Linked DNA regions of Mus musculus: region 2 is linked to region 1. Evidence: chromatin loops called from intact Hi-C (ENCODE). Cell type or tissue: left cerebral cortex. All regions are shown on one strand.

Region 1 (8,000 bases):
AAAACTGAATCCCATTTAGGAGAGAGAGAGAGAGAGAGAGAGAGAGAGAGAGAGAGAGAGAGAGAGAGAGAGGTTGGAGGCCAGATAAAACGACTAGACTCATTTGCCAGATAATTTTTGGAGTTAATTCTCATAGCTCAAGGAAGGCACTTAATTTAGTGTTGATGAAACTGATGAATATTTCTGGGAATCTAACGAGACACTGAACAGTACTAAGTGTTCTACAAGACAATATGGAAGCCAAACTTCTGATACTTTCTCTGTCTTTTCTGACTCATTTAATAAAGAATATATTACTATCATTCCAAAACAAATACTTTAATATCACTCCAAACTTGTTGAGTAATGTGAAGGTTTGAAGAGAAATGTAATGAACTGGGAGAAAGGAATTGATGTTTTCCATGTGTTGAGAAGCAAAAGAAGTGAATGGACAAACAATAAGCCCTCTCCCAGTCAGCTTTGACTGTTAATTTGATTACAGCCTAGGATCATTGGACAACTGAATCTCAAATGAGGAATTGCTCAGATCACACAGTCTGTCCTGATGTATGTCTATAGGAGATTGTTTTGATTGTTAACAGATATAGGAAGGCACTGTCCACTGTGGGCGGTACCATCCTTAGGCAGGTAGCCTAAGTTGTTCAAGAATCTAGATAAACATGATTCTGTGCATGAGTTAGCAAGCAGTGTTCCTTTATTGTTTCAGCTTTGAATTCCTGCCCCGACTTTCCTCAGTGGTGAACTGACCTGTAAGTATAAGCCAAAGAATCCCTTTCCTCACATTAGTTGCTTTTGGTCATAATATTTGCCATAGCAACGGGGAGAAACTAGAATAAAGACTTATCATTCAGAGTATCTTATAAATGAAAGTCATTATTTGAATTTCTTGATGACATGATGAATGTTGAGGGTTCTGTAATCAGTAAGATTTATTGGCTATGCATAGCTGAAGTTTTGGCTAGAAACATTTTTATGTCTTAGCCAGTTTGAGAGCTGTTCGTTCCCATGTAGGGGGATCAGCAAATCATGTTACCTGTCAGTGTTTGGTCTTAAATTTTTTTCTTTCATTCTTGAAGCCAAGATCTTCAGGTGGTCTTCCTCTGTCTGGTCAGAGAATTGTTGAGGTTTGTCTTTTATTGTTTGTTGCAATGTTAAGTGCAGGCCTCCAAGACCCTTCCCCCAACTTAATTCTGATTGGGTAGAAGAAACATAGGTGGGTTGAAGTTTTGTGGGCTTGGGGAGAGGGACTACCATGAGGAGGAAGGAGAAGTTGGAAATCACCATGGAAGAAGGAGAATGTGCAGGAGGGAGAAGGAGAGCCGCTATTGGCTAATGGCCAAGAGAACGTGGCCCAGGGAACTGCCCAATTGGGTTAAGAAGAGCCCAGCTGGGATATAGTAAATAGTAAGTGATAACTTGGAGTTATTGAAAGCATGGGGTTATTCTAACAGCATAGAGGGCAGGCAGCTGCCTAGGTATTGTGCTGCCTAAGGCATATTTAAAAATGTAAAGGCTACGTATGTCTTTTATCCAGGAATATAAATAATCTAAGGCAGAGAAGAAGCTCCACGCTGGGATTTTTAATATTTCTTACTACCCAGAATGAGAAGGATGAAGGCTGAAAATGTGAGTTAGGAGAAATAGAAAGAGACTAAGCAAAGCATCTGGGTGCTGACTTACCTAGAACAACCAGAAACTCAAACAGATAGAAAAGACAGGCAAGAGTTCTTGTCTCATATTCAATACTGTAAGGAAAATATGTGAGTGGCTAATTTTGATTCCTATTTCCACATACACTATAATCAGAAGAACTTTATGAGTAGAAGGTTTCTGAGGCCGGCTATTTCCTTTTGTTTTGTGGTTCATTTCCTGGTAGAGTGTTGGGGTAACTGTATAGTGTATAAAAGTTGTCTCTGTGTAGACAATTGTTGATTGCCAGTCTGTCAGAGATCTGGATACTAGCCGCATCTTGATATTGTTGTTCCTATGACCATTTTGTAAACATTCATCTTTTCTTACTTGCTGATAGGCTTAAAATAAAGATCTGACAGCCAAGAGCTGAGAAGGAAGTAGGTGGGGGCAGAGCTTCTGGGCAGATAAAGGAGAAGGTGGGCGCAAGAGATTCGCCAGGGAAATGTGAAGACATGCTGGGGGTGAGAGAGAGAGAGAGGTGAAGAACTAGATATGGTGTGGTTATGGGCTAGGAACAATAAGATTAAACTAGATGAGCTAGTTGAGAGCTTACCCAGCTAAAGGCCTAAGTTTTAAAATATGTGAGTCTTTGTGTCTCTAAAGCACCGGTAAGTCTGAGAAAGGTCTGCTATAGTAGAGAGATGCATTCATGATAAATCTTGAAGGAAGGCCATATTTCAGCTATATTCTTTGATGTTTGTGTTTCTTTCTTTTATAGATCAAGATTGGCAGAAGGGAATGACAATATGTGTGTTGTTATTTTCTCTGTGTATTAATTCTCAGGCCTGGAGTACTTTCATGGCTTGTTCTTAGAAAATTTGCCCTGTTTCATTTCTCTTCTTCCTCCATATTTTCCTAGACTCAGTCAAACATCCCTACACCACAATAAGCTAACTTTACGAAGAGTTGCTGTGCTAAGGATATAACCCCATTGGTAGTTAGAGCATGCTGGCTGGGAAAAGCTTGCTTTGGGATTTATACTATTAGTCACTCAAATCATGACATCAATGGACATATTCGTAGGTCCTCACTGTTGTGACGTTTGGCCTTTTTAAAAAAAATTTTGCTTTTGTACAGCTTTTCCATGTCTGTTGCTCTTTGTTTCACTGATAATTAATATTAGCTTCCAGAATGAACTCAAAGTCTGCCGTGAAATTCTATGCAAAATGGAGAAACATCTGCTTCTATGGTTGGTTCTGCAACGAAAACTTCATCTTTGGAAGTCTTGACTTCTCTTAGTCAGAAAACTGGAGTAAAAAGGACATATAAGAATCAAATTTAAGAATACATAATCTACTGGGTGGTGGTGGCACATGTCTTTAATTCTACCACTTGGGAGACAGAGGCAGAAGAATCTCTGAGTTCTAGGCTAGACTGGTCCACAGAGTGAGATTCAAGACAGCCCAGGCTCCACGAAGAAACCCTGTCTCACCATCCATCGCCCAAAATATACATAATTATATAAAACATTTATTTTTATGGAATTTTCAAACTGCAGACAGCAAATGAATAGTTCTACATGTTCATTTTTCTTTGCTGTAGCTATATTTCTGGTGTGTGTGTGTGTGTGTGTGTGTGTGTGTGTGTGTGTATGTGTGTGTGCTAAAGTACATGTGCATATGCATGTGTGTGATGCCATCTTCTTGGATCCATCCTTCTACCTAGTTCTTTGAGTCTTGGTGTCTCAGTCAAAGCTCGAAGCCACCATGATGGCTAGTCTGAGGTGATCTCCTGCCTCCACATTGTGAGGCTGGAATTATGGGCAGGTTGCCACCCTGCCTGGCATTCACATGGTCTCTGGGATTTGAACTCCAGTCTTCAGGCTTATATGGCAAGCATTTTATCTGCTGAGCCATCTTGCCAGTCCCACTTTAAGTCTTACTGGCTCCCTCTTTAAAAGGCACCATGTATCCATGATCCAAAAGTGTTTTTGTTTTTGTTTTTGTTTTTCCCTTGTGTAAAACCCTCTTTTTCTAGAGAATTTCCTGAGTGCAGTACGGTTCCTTAAAGACTTTGGTTGTAAAGAGGACACAGATCCCTTTTGTAAAAAAGGGGGGGGGGCACCAACTAAGACAACAGCCCCATTCTTAGTTTCCATCATTCATTGTCACCAGAAGACTGGAGCCAAGGCGTATACAACCTGACTGTTTTCTGATTCACAAATAGGGCTGAATGCTGAATGTCAGAAACTATTTTACTCAAGACTGAAGGCCGCAATGTTGTGCCTGTAAAAGCCATGGAAGAAAAAGCCTTTCTAGTATTTGTAGCAAAACAAAACAAAGCACCCAAGAATTTGAACATTCCCCTTTTAAAACCGCTTGCTTTGGGGTGGAATGCACTCGGGGGTCAAGAACCCAGGGTGCTGGCACAGGGTTGCTGGAACGAGAAGCTTCAGAGAGCTTTGCAAGCCAGGCTGTCATCAAGCCATGATGGAAAACATAGTTCATCATCTGAAGTCCTCAGAACTAAAAACTGACCACCAGGAAATGGGCTTGTGGTGGTGAAATGGCTGACCACCCAAAAATGAGACAAACATGGCTTCCATCCCACCACCACTGGATGTTCCAACCAACACGAAGCTCCACCACAGTCAAACACGCTAATGTTCTCATCAGGGCTTCCTTACGGTAAGATCTCACAGGTGAAGAAGTTGATTTTGCATTATAATTTCAATTTTTCATCTTTTTTTTTCCTTCTGGGATATGCAATGCGACCAAAGAGCACATATTCCCAATATTGGCAGAAGAGGGAGCACTTGTAACTTATAAACCACACACACACAAAGTCATAGTGTCCCCTTACATAACTTGGCTTCATCTGTTTTTTAAAAACCACCCATCTTCACGCAGCTGCACAGAGCACCGGATGTTTTTTTGCTGAGAGTCCTGAGCATAGAAAGCTCTTCATGGCTCTAAGCTCAAGATGTTTCCAGCACACCCTGCCCCCCTCCCTCCCTAGTTTCCAATTATTTACACAGAATCATCCATTATTCTTAACACCATGCAACTTGGAAATATGTATAATCCTCTAAGCATATAGGGGCAAAACAAAACAAATCAAAACCCCCAAAGCAAGCTATAAAGATGATAGAAATTAGGGGGAAATAAATCCCTAGCAGATGCAAAAGTAAGAAAAAAATTAATAGAGGAAGACACTGGAAAACAGGAAGCATTCTCATTTTTTCAAGGAAAATTGGTTGTGAAATAGCAAAACACAAAAACAAACACAACTTGACTCCTTCCCAAGTCTTTAGTCGTTCATGCTTTGTTTTCCAGTATGTGAAATAGGTTTGATGGATTTTATCTTTCCACCACCAGCTGCTTTCTTCTTTACAGGTGCAAACAGAAGGGAGAAAAAAGATGAGGAGGACCCTAACCTGTGGAGGTTTGGTCTGCTGCCATGTATTGTAATTGCTAAATTCTCTACCCAAAGGTCTAGACCTACCATTGCCTTCTCAGGTTTGCAAGCTTTTTGTTATGCACACCTTATTCCTTGATTTAAAACTTTTTGTCAAGTAAAATTGTCGACTGCTGGTTACTGGAGGGATTAGAGGTAGGTGAGTTTGGAGTGACCTAGTTAGAAGAAGAGAAGAAGAGACAGGGCAAGAAGGAGAGGAAGAACAGGAAAGAGGAGGCAGCTGTCATGAGGGGAGAGGAACCAGGAACCAGGAACTTGGCCAGGAGAAAGAGCAAGTATCTGGGGTACACCACTGGGGAGGTAGCCAGGCCAGCAGCTAGAAGAGTAGATTAGGTGTGACACCCCGGTAATTGTCAAAGCCAAACAAAATAACCTCAGTCTGAGTATCATTTGTGAACTAGTTGGGGCTAAGCTTAAAGTGGTTGCACTACACAAGGCTGGGCTCATCTGTAACTGTCCTTACTTGTACATTGAATGCCACAAATTTTCTCTAACATTTTTCTACTTTTAACCAAAGAAATGAAGGTTCTTTACTGTCCAAGCCCACATGGTTGTGAAAGAGACTAAAAGGCTGAGTGAAGCTTATAGAGTGACTGAATGTGTCACAAGCTGCTTGGAGTCATTTTGGTGGCTTTAGCGATTCATTTCTTTCTCCTAAATAAACTTGAGAGGATGTCTTGGTCTGTGGGCCAAATCGGATCCATCTTTGTATGGGCCATGAGTTAAAAGTAGTTTTCTTTTTTTTTTTTAATATTTTTTATTACGTATTTTTCTCAATTACATTTCCAATGCTATCCCAAAAGTCCCCCATACCCCCCCCCACTTCCCTACCCACCCATTCCCATTTTTTTTTTGCCCTGGCATTCCCCTGTACTGGGGCATATAAAGTTTGTGTGTCCAATGGGCCTCTCTTTCCAGTGATGGCCGACTAGGCCATCTTTTGATACATATGCAGCTAGAGTCCAGAGCTCTGGGGTACTGGTTAGTTCATAATGTTGTTCCAAAAAGTAGTTTTCATATTCTAAAGACTATAAAAACAGAGAAGAAAGGTACAGCCAAACCCACATATGGCCCCGGCTATGACCTTTATAGAAAAATATCTGTGACCAATAGAAAAAGCCATAGAACACAGATATTCTGATTTTGTTATTATTAACACCAGTGTTGCTGCTATTGCTTTTAGTAACTCTATAATTCCTAGAGATAAGGAAAAACCTGTCTATCAATATGTCTTTCATACAGACACTTGCGAGTTCAGAGTCCAGAGCCTCACCCACTTAGTTTATTTCAATCTTTATGGACTCTTCTAATCAGCCTCAGTTTAAGTATCACACAATTAGGGGCAATCACCCACTACTGAAAGGATCCATGATTCACTGAAGAATGACTCCTCAGACTCAAGTGGTATGTAAAAGCAAAGCATGTTTTATCCTGCAGAAGTCCAGCATGCTGGGGTCTTCCACTCCAAGATGGAGACAACCAAGTGAGCTTGAAAGCCTGATTTAAGACACATTAGAGGTATTCCAGGGTACGTGATCTTTATCTTGCTCCATCTCTAGGGACATTCCAGAACCTTTACAGGGGTGTGGGGGGATGGAAACTGTTGCTGGAAGGTCTGGAAACTGTTGCTGATTCATTGCTGTTGCTTCAGGCCGGTGGCAGAGCAGCTTCTGATGGCAGGGTAGTTTCTGACTAGCTTGCCTGAGTGAAGCCTGTGTTTTGTTGTAGTAAATGACTTGCCTGGGCTTGCCTGGACTTGCCCAGTTTTTAGGCCTAGTCTCCTGAACTGCCAAATTGAAGCCTGTCATGGAGTCATTCTAGCCTTCTCAGTACCAGAAAATTAGGAATAGCTAATGCTTGGAACACCAAGCATTGTTAGAGCTGCTACAAGCCAGGGGGATCCAGAGAGAATTCTTTCCTTGGGCCTTCTGGGAAACACAACTCTACTATTGCCTTCATTTTGGGCACCCTGCCTCATAACTGTGAATGGATGGATCTGTGTTGCCCTGAGCTTCTTGGTTGGAAGAATTTTGTTTTAGTCAACTTGGGAAATGAAGCATAATGTTATACAGATTTCTTGACCCCTTTGAAAAGAGGAATGGTATGAAATTCTGCTGAAAGGCTGCTGTGACCCATAGAACAGAGAAAGCACATGGCCCTTTAAACACAGGACACATGTCATGTTCTTCTCATTACTAAACACAGTTTTCCTCCTTGAGTTGAAAGCAAAATTGATTTTGATAAATGACTGGGGAAAGGGGAACATACATGTGCACACATATACACATGGAATGGTCACAGCTAATACACAAGAGATGCTTCTGGTGGATCAGGCTGGATACTAATCATACTAACTTGCTTGTTACTTATTTATGAGAAAATAAAATCCTCTATTGAAGATCTGGACATCTGCAGTGGGGTTTGGATCCAAACTTGTCAGTTTTCCAGCAGGACCCCAGTGTTATAGGCCAGAGCACTTGGGCTTGGTACTGATAAATGCTAAAACATGAATAATATCTGTGCAGAGAAAGCAAAACTACTCTGGAAATGCAGTTTAGTATATAAAATCTTGGCCTGAGAGATTCACAGAGGCTCTTTTACAAAGTAGTTGGAGGAATGTAGGTTTGGGTTTCCAACCACTTAGTATTAGATAGTGTGTTAGATAGTGTGGGGAAGGAAGGTGGGACTTTAGCATTCACTATGACAAAACGCTTAGTGACTGCTTGAAATAAGGGATATTGAAGTATTTTGTGTTTGGATAAGGTTCAGAATATAGGATTACTATTGCCCGAGTCCATGCAGAAATCTGGAAATCATACAGCTTGTGGCTTTCCAAGTCTTTTGGCAGCAGAGTGCACTTGGGAGCAGCAACCTGTCCCTGTTGTAGAGAC
Region 2 (8,000 bases), 210 kb after region 1:
AGGATACAGAGAGGACTTTGAACTTTACAGCTCTTCCTGTGGGAGGAGCTTCCATTTCACTGAGGAATTGGCTTCTTCGCCAAAGTCGTCCAGCTCCTGCTCCTTGGAGAGCTCCAGGAAGACCTGGAAAAGAGAACGCATAAAGAAAAACGAAAAAAAAGAACGAGAGGCATGCCACGCTACCTCCTGTAGCTGCAAACGATGCAAAGGTTATATACTTCCTAGGCTTACTTGATCTTCTCTTTTGCATGTATATGCATGTGTGTAATTTATGGCCACATGTGCATTGGTCCATTACATGCTGGTATCCGTGAATGCCTGGAGTTGATCTCAGGTAGCCTTTTCGATTTCTCTATGTGAAGTTAGAGCTCTCCACTTAGCTAATCCTGCTAGCCAGATGCTTCTGTGATGGTAGGGCTACAGGAGTCAGCTATGTTGAGTTGGCTTTATACGGATTCTAGAGGTTCAAACTATAGTCCTGACACTTGTTCAGAAAGAGCTTTATCTGCTGATCCATCTTTCCAGCTCTAAACTTTTTAGGATTATATATAATCACTAAAAGTTACCCACCTGCTCCAGAGTAGACTGTGAGAGGCTGTATTCTTCCAGGTCAAAATTCTCTTTCACTGTGTAAGGATGAATTCCTGTTAGGAGCTCGTATATTTTTATTAAGGGAATTTCACCAATTTTTGAACAAAAGGACACACAAATCATAAAAATATAAGATAATAACTATTTTTGAGTTCACTGCTAGGAAGTAAATACACCATTTAATCACACCGAAAGATAGATAGACAGGTTTCCATGGAGATTTGGCAAAGGCATTAGAAGATGCAAATGAAGAATAAAATATTCCAGAGCACCAATGTGAGATAAAGCTAAACATGATTCTCCTTATTCTGGAAAACTCCTATGTGTCTCTTACATCTGCCTTTCTTCTTTCTGCCTCAGAGGCTAGTGCTGAGTAATGTGCCCCAGTGGGTCTTCAGCAGGAGGGAAAAAAAGAAAAGGGGGTCATGGTTTTTATTCTTTTTTAATTTAATTTTTTTTTACTTATTCACTTTACATCATGCTCACTGTCCCTCTCCTGGTCACCCCCTCCCACAATCGTTCCCCCATCTCCCCTTCTCCTCCTGGGTATCCCCCCCACCCTGGCAGTTCAACTCTCTGTACTCCAAAAGCTGTTGCCTGTATGTGGGATACGTTCTTCTTGCTGGGCTGCCTTGTTAAGATGGCCTTTATCCTTCCATTCCTTCCCTGACACTGAATCTCTTGACCGGTGGCTAGTATTTCTCAAAGGTGACAAATTCAACACCATTCTCCAGACTGCCTTTCTGTCTCTTTGGATCTAGTGACAATGGTAACCATTGTGCTTATTTATAGTCTCAAGATAATACACTATGCTCTTATGCAGTAACTACAGATGTGATAACTACAGTGCCATGATCAACCAATCTTGCTGCCATCTTACTGCTTCTCTCTTCCCCTTCCACTCTACCTTAAAGGAACTCCTACTCTCAGCTTACAAGACAAGGAGGGAACATAGTAAGAAGTCTGATTAAGTAAAATCTTGTGACCTTCCTGGCTATAGGCAAATGTCACCTGAGAGAGGAAAGCCCCTAAGGTTGTGCTGGAGCTTGTATTACCCATCTTTGATCTTCTGATACAGAAAAATGAATCTATGTGGATGTTCATGGAGCATGCATTGTTCTCAAAGTTCCTTCAATAAGTGTATTGCAACTGAGATCATTAATGGTGTCTTAATGACCCTTGAGGAAATGGCATGTCTGTATTTGTTGCTTTGTATAATCTTCCCATCACGAGGTAGAAAAATGCTATGTAGCAAATGTTTAAAAATACCCAAATGAAAACCTCAGTGTTAGCAAATTAAGTACACAAGAAGGAATATGTGTTAGAAAAGGATATTGATGAAAGTGTAAACATCAAAAACTTATAAAGGAAGGCTACATTATTCCAGGGAAGCATCCTTCCTGGGGCATCAATCTCGCTGATGCTTATCTATTACAAATGCATCCTGTTTATGAGAGCTCCGTGGACCACTTCTCATCAGAAGGATGCCAACCTAGCAACCAGGCCAAAACAAGTCATCCAGGAAGATGACGGACCAGAGGGTGAGAGTGTACAGTAAGATTAACAAAAGGAAAACTTACATAAGTGACCCTAACCATGTATCAAGAAGACACAAGTGGGGAAGTATGAGTTCTCAGCAGAAAGGAGTGAGTTGGCCAGGTTGAAAGCGCAGCACCAGAAGAGGCAGGAAGAGTACTGCAGTGTGGATCTGGAAAGGTCCTTCATGAGCTATCCAAATAGTGCTCAGTTTGTGATACTAACTTGAAAGCTATGGAGCCTTTAAGAGATTGGGGGGGGGATTTGAGATGTGAATACATAAATTGAGAGAGAGAGAGAGAGAGGGAGAGAGAGAGAGAGAGAGAGAGAGAGAGAGAGAGAGACCTGAGTACTGGTGGAAGTAAGTCACTATAGGTGAATCTTTGGAGATAGTACTTTCTCTTAGCTCTGGTCTGTTTCCTTTGCTTCTACCTGACACAATGATGTAAGGAGCCCCAGTTGCATGCTCCCAACTGCCACAGACAGAGTTGTCCCTTCATGCTTATCCTGCTGTGATGGACTGCAATAGTCTGAAAACATGCAATAGGTGAAACTTACATAGAATCTATTTGTTCACAACACAGAGGCAACACAGAAACAGGTGCCAGAAGTGGGGTTGTTTCTGTGATTTAAACATGACCTCAGGTCCTCCAACCCTTGAAAGTGGTTTATGAGGGTAATGTGGAAAAGTTTGGGAAGAGAGCTAGAAAAACCCTAGACTGCTAGAAGCAGAGCTCATGTGACCTTCTGGTGGAAGATCGGGATGATAGTAGACATGCAGCTGGTAAACACTGTACTCGGAGGTCTCAGACGAGTACTAGCAGTCTGCTGGTACAAGATGGAGTAAGCAGTTAGCCTGGAAGTTACTTGTGTGACTTCTGGAAAATATGTCTGGCACAGATTGTGTCCTGAGCATTTGTGTGAGGCTAAATCCATGGGTGGAGAAATTTTTGAAACAAAGCGGTATTCAGAACACAGCATAATCCATGTTTGCTTCTTTTAACCAATTTTACATTGAGAGACAGGGACAAGCAGAATAAACATCTTTGAAAAAATGTGCATTGTGGATACATTTAAAGTTATTGTAGACAAAGTAGGTGCAGTAAGAGTGACTACAAATGTGAGAGTCATTCGTGCCATTAAAGAAAAATCATGGGCTGGAGAGATGACTCAGTGGTTGTGGGGCAATGGGCTACGTGCAGACAGCCTGGTTTCCAGTCGAGGCTAGATCTTGAACCCCGGGACCCGGTAGCCCATTGCCCCACAAGTGTTTAAAAGCACTGGCTGCTTGTCTGAAGGTCCCGAGTTCAAATCCCAGCAACTACATGGTGGTTCACAACCATCCATAATGAGATCTGACACCCTCTTCTGGTGTGTCTAAAGATAGTTACAGTATACTTACATATAGTAATAAATAAATCTAAGAAAATGGAAAAAAAGAAAAGTGATGGGAAAATACGAAAGTTGCCTTGAGGGTCAGACTACTTCCATAAAATACCCCAAGGTATAAAAGTGCAAGCTCACTTTAAAAGCAAGTGAATGAGCAGTAAGAACACCCTGCTGGTGAAGGACCATGGATAGAACTTTCTGGTTTCAGCTGCCCAGGCAGTCAGGTGCTGCTATAGCTTTGATTAAAGGGCATCTGATTTTTCCTCAAGCTGCCAGCAGAACAATTTCACTTGGTGCAAGTTTTGTGTGCATTCATAATGCAAAAGTGGCAGAGTGATCAGGACTTGTGCCAAGGTTCCTGAAAAAGCTTGGGGGTGGAGGTGGGGGTCAGGCATTGTGTAGTAGAGTCAGATTCCGGGGAAGACCACACATGAAGCTTTGAAGTGTGAAGCCTATGTTGTGGTGACTTCAGGATATTGGAGATGCCAGAAATGAAAAATATCAACTAAGGAATGCTGGCAGATGTTGAGTAGAACAGGCCCAAGAAGGAAGGCAAATGTGCCTCAGATGGTAGACTCATAGGGGGGAAGGACGATACAAAGGTTTGTAGGCAGTCACCTTATGCCAAATATGTTCTAGATGTCGGACATGGAGCTACAAGAACCAATTAACTCTGTGTCTTGGCCTTGCTTTTGTGCAATCTCTGCTTGCTATCTTTTTGTTGCTCCCCTTCAAGTAGGAGTGTTTTCTCTGAGCCATTATTGATGGAATCTACATATTGGAATATGTAGATTTCTTTTTTATTTTGCTAGGACTCACAATTCAGAGTTTGCCTAGAGTCATGTGAAAGACATTTACACCAGTCCTGGGACTTTTAAGGATTATGGAAATTTTTGAAGTTAGACTGAATGTATTCTGCACTATGAGGTAGACATGCCAAATCAGCTTGTTGAGAACCACTGGATTAGACGTCTTAACAATCTATTAATTATGTATCATGAACATTCTATGTTTTTTTTTTAAACCGGTTTAGATTTTTATGGTTTGGGGAGTATACATGCACTCACATCTCTCCAATTTGAAGAAAGCCTCGGATAAAGGTCGTACGTCCTCAACAGGCAACTTATAGACCATCAGAGAGGAGTACCTGCGAAGGGAAGAGAAGGATGAACACTGGGCTTTCAGGTGGCAACCTCGGTGAGTGCATTCCTGGAAACAAACAACAATCCCATTGACTATTTGCATGGATGTACTTCGTACAACTTGGAGATGACTGTAGTCCAAGTGCTCGTTGATCAACAATGTCAGTCTACGAGGAGGAAGAGGGGACACAAGGAAGGAACCCAGTAGCAAGGTGCCTTAAAAAGGGAAGGAACAAGACTATTCTTCCATCTTAGGAAGATGAGAATGTCTAAGCAGAACCCCACAAATGCACTTCAGAGCCCCACAAATGATAATTCCCTCACAAGAGCCAGTCTCCAGGGAGGAATTTATTGTTCTTTTGTATTCCCTGTGGCAGCCCTTGGAACAGAGGCTCTCTCTTAGTAATGAAGATACTCACATCTACTAAAGTTAAAAACAATGAGAGGATAGAACTTTCATTTCTCATTATTCTAAAACCAACCAAACAAAACCCACCAAAATAAAGATTAAAAGTATAACATACACATTACCTTTCCTGCCGAGCAGCCTGGGGGAACAGTCTCATGATCTCCGTGTTCAGGGGTTCCACCTGTGAGGGGGTCTTCACCTTCATCTCCAGCAGGTAATCTTTGCCGAATTTGCTCTTCAGATGTTGGATAGAACCAATGCACCTGATGATAGACATGAGGAGGTTGAAGTCAAGCAAGGCAAGACAGATTTCTATGACCAGTGCAAATCAGCACGTGGGTACTACGGGCAGAGCCAGGCAGAGAGTGGCACAGATTCCCCAGCTTCTCACAGTGGGCAATGTACTTCTATTATACAAAGTAACCTGGGGTCAAGAGCAGGCCAGAAAGGTACTCACCTCAGCCTCCCAGACACCATGATGGCCACACGGTCACACACAGCCTCTGCTTCTGCCATGTAATGGGTGGTCAGGAGGGCGCCCCGCTCTGTGTTTGTGAAAGTGGCTCGGATCGCCTGCCTACAGTTAGATCCAAGAAAACAGCTAACTAAAGAGAATCCTCAAGGTATCATGGAAACCTTTTAAAGATGTTTCCGTTAGCACACTTATGAAACAAGAAATTGATTCAGGAGAAACCAAAACCAAGATATTTGTGTAGGACTGACGGACAAATAAACAACCAAACTCCTGGTTAAAGCATATAATTTAGAAATGGTTTAGGACTGAACATGGAAGTTGATGTTGAGGAGAAAGTGCTGAGCATCCGAGAATGAATGAGCAGGCAGAAGGGAGAGAGTGAGGACTTAGTAGAATGTCTGATAACCCATACACCAAAGGCACAACAAGATTGATTTTAGAAATTTCACAAAGTAATTAAAATGCTGAGGACTGGGGAATTTTAATTTCAGTCTCTGTCACCATGACATTGTTATTGCAGAAAGATTTGAAATTTAACAATTGAGTGGACTAACTGTGCCCTATTACATACTCAGAAAATCTAAGAGAACAAAATTCTTTTTTAATCAATTTTACTTAGTTTTTGATTTTTATTTATAACTATTCCCTTTACATCCCACTCACTGGCCCCTTTCCAGTCACCTACTCCCACAATCCTTCCCTCTCCCCCCTCCCATTCTCCTCTGAGTGGGTGGGAGGCTCCTGGCTATTCCCCGATCTTAGCACTTCAAGACGGTGAGGTTAGGTGCTTCCCCTCCCACTAAGGCCAGACAAGGCTGCCCAGCTAGAAGAGCATAGCCCATATGCAGCTTTTGGGATAGCCCCTGCTCCAGTGGTTTGGGATTCACATGAAGACTAAGCTGCAGATCTATTATTACGTATGTGCAAAGAGACATGGGCACATCCTATCTATGAGAACAAAATTCACACAATGGGTGATAGATGGAAGGAATATGCCTTTTGTTTTTGTATTCCAAGTGTTGATCAGAATACAAAATTGCGTGCTTCCTCTGCTGTCGTTGCTTCTCCTAGTAATGGGTGACTGTTTTTATGGTTTGAAGTAAACTATGCTGAAAGCCAGTTTTTACAAGAGCCATAAATCCGCACAAGCATTGCCCCTGAGATCTCACCACATTTGCTGCTGCCCTTCGGGGTCCATCCCAGTCGATGGCTCATCCAGAAGTACCACAGGAGGGTTCCCCAGGATGCTCAGCACGAAACACAGCTGCAAGAAGACAGGGCAACCTGTCCGTCATCGGCCTGAAGGATGCTGAACGGGATACAGAGTCCTGTACATACCTTTCTCTTCACTCCCTCTGACAAGGTCCTGACAAGAGCCTTCAAGTGGTCCTGCAGTTTAAGGGCATTCACCAACCTGAGAAACACAATGAGTGGATCTTCATTATGCAGGAACACGAGGGAGTGTAGCAAACATATCTGCACAATATTATGGTTGTGAGAGCTTTTAAAGTCATCAGAGAGGTCACACTTTTGACAGTCCTTAGGTTCCTGCTACTGTTTAGACAGTAGATATTCTGCATACCATATATTTACATTGCTATTCATAACAGCAGCAAAATTACAGTTATGAAGTAGCAACAAAATAATTTTATGGTTGGGAGGTCCCCACGACATGATGAACTTGTATTAGGAAGGATGAGAACCACCACTCTAGATCCACAAGGCTATGGCTTGGATTATACAGTCCTCATTTCTCTGGCTTTTTGTCTGGTCATATCATCTCTCTCACTCACACACAACCCTGCACTGATACCGTTGTTCTTTGGCCTTCATTAGAGGCTAAAGCAAAAGCTGACATCTTGAACTTTCGTCTTCAAAACTGAATTAAATAGCAGGACAGTGGTTGTGGCACAAGCTTTTAATACAAGCACTGGTAAACAGAGTCAGGCAGATCTTTGTGAGTCAAAGGCCAGCTTGTTCTACAGTGTGAATTCCAGGACAGCCAAGGATTCACAGAGAAATCCTGTCTCAAAAACAGTAACAATAACAACAACAACAACAAAAACAAAACAAATATAAAGTGGGTTCAATAAATAAATCTCTTTTCTTCAAATGTATTCAGACTACTGAGTTTCATTACAATAACACAAAACTGGCTAATACTGATATTTTATAGCTCTCTTTGGTCAACACACTCTTATTTCCACTATTATTTTCCATGTTTCCCCACCACAATGGACTGGTCTTTCTGGTAATAAGCCCAATAGATATTTTCTTCTAAAAAAGAATAAAAGGAAGGAAGGAAGGAAGGGAAAGAGGGAGGGAGGGAGGGAGAGAGAGAGAGAGAAAGAAGGGAGGGAGGGAGGGAGGGAGGGAGAGAGAGAGAGAGGGACAGAGAGAGAGAGAGAAAGAAAGAAAGAAAGAAAGAAGGAAGGAAGGAAGGAAGGAAGGAAGGAAG

What was found. Peaks named below come from ENCODE experiments on the same cell type or tissue, not always from the same donor. Only the 100,000 strongest peaks of a DNase experiment are listed, where the experiment ranks them.
Region 2: it touches region 1 in a loop (2.5-fold over the local background); 6 of 42 quality-filtered maps call a loop at or near these places.

The regions. Positions count from the first base shown.
Region 1 is chr11:109,887,684-109,895,683 of GRCm38, forward strand. No RefSeq gene overlaps it. Among named protein-coding and RNA genes, the nearest start is that of Gm39444, 39 kb to the right of the region's middle. In left cerebral cortex, a CTCF peak has its summit at 4,429 (motif pointing right); a DNase peak (open chromatin) is centred at 4,515; H3K27ac peaks cover 341 bases.
Region 2 is chr11:110,101,941-110,109,940 of GRCm38, forward strand. It overlaps Abca9 (ATP-binding cassette, sub-family A (ABC1), member 9), which reads right to left. Exons shown (of 39, transcript NM_147220.2): 33 at 6,881-6,956; 34 at 6,712-6,806; 35 at 5,525-5,644; 36 at 5,190-5,330; 37 at 4,584-4,663; 38 at 571-626; 39 at 1-123. The coding sequence ends at 25. Among named protein-coding and RNA genes, the nearest start is that of Abca8a, 10 kb to the left of the region's middle. In left cerebral cortex, no CTCF peak of the experiment used is centred here; no DNase peak of the experiment used is centred here.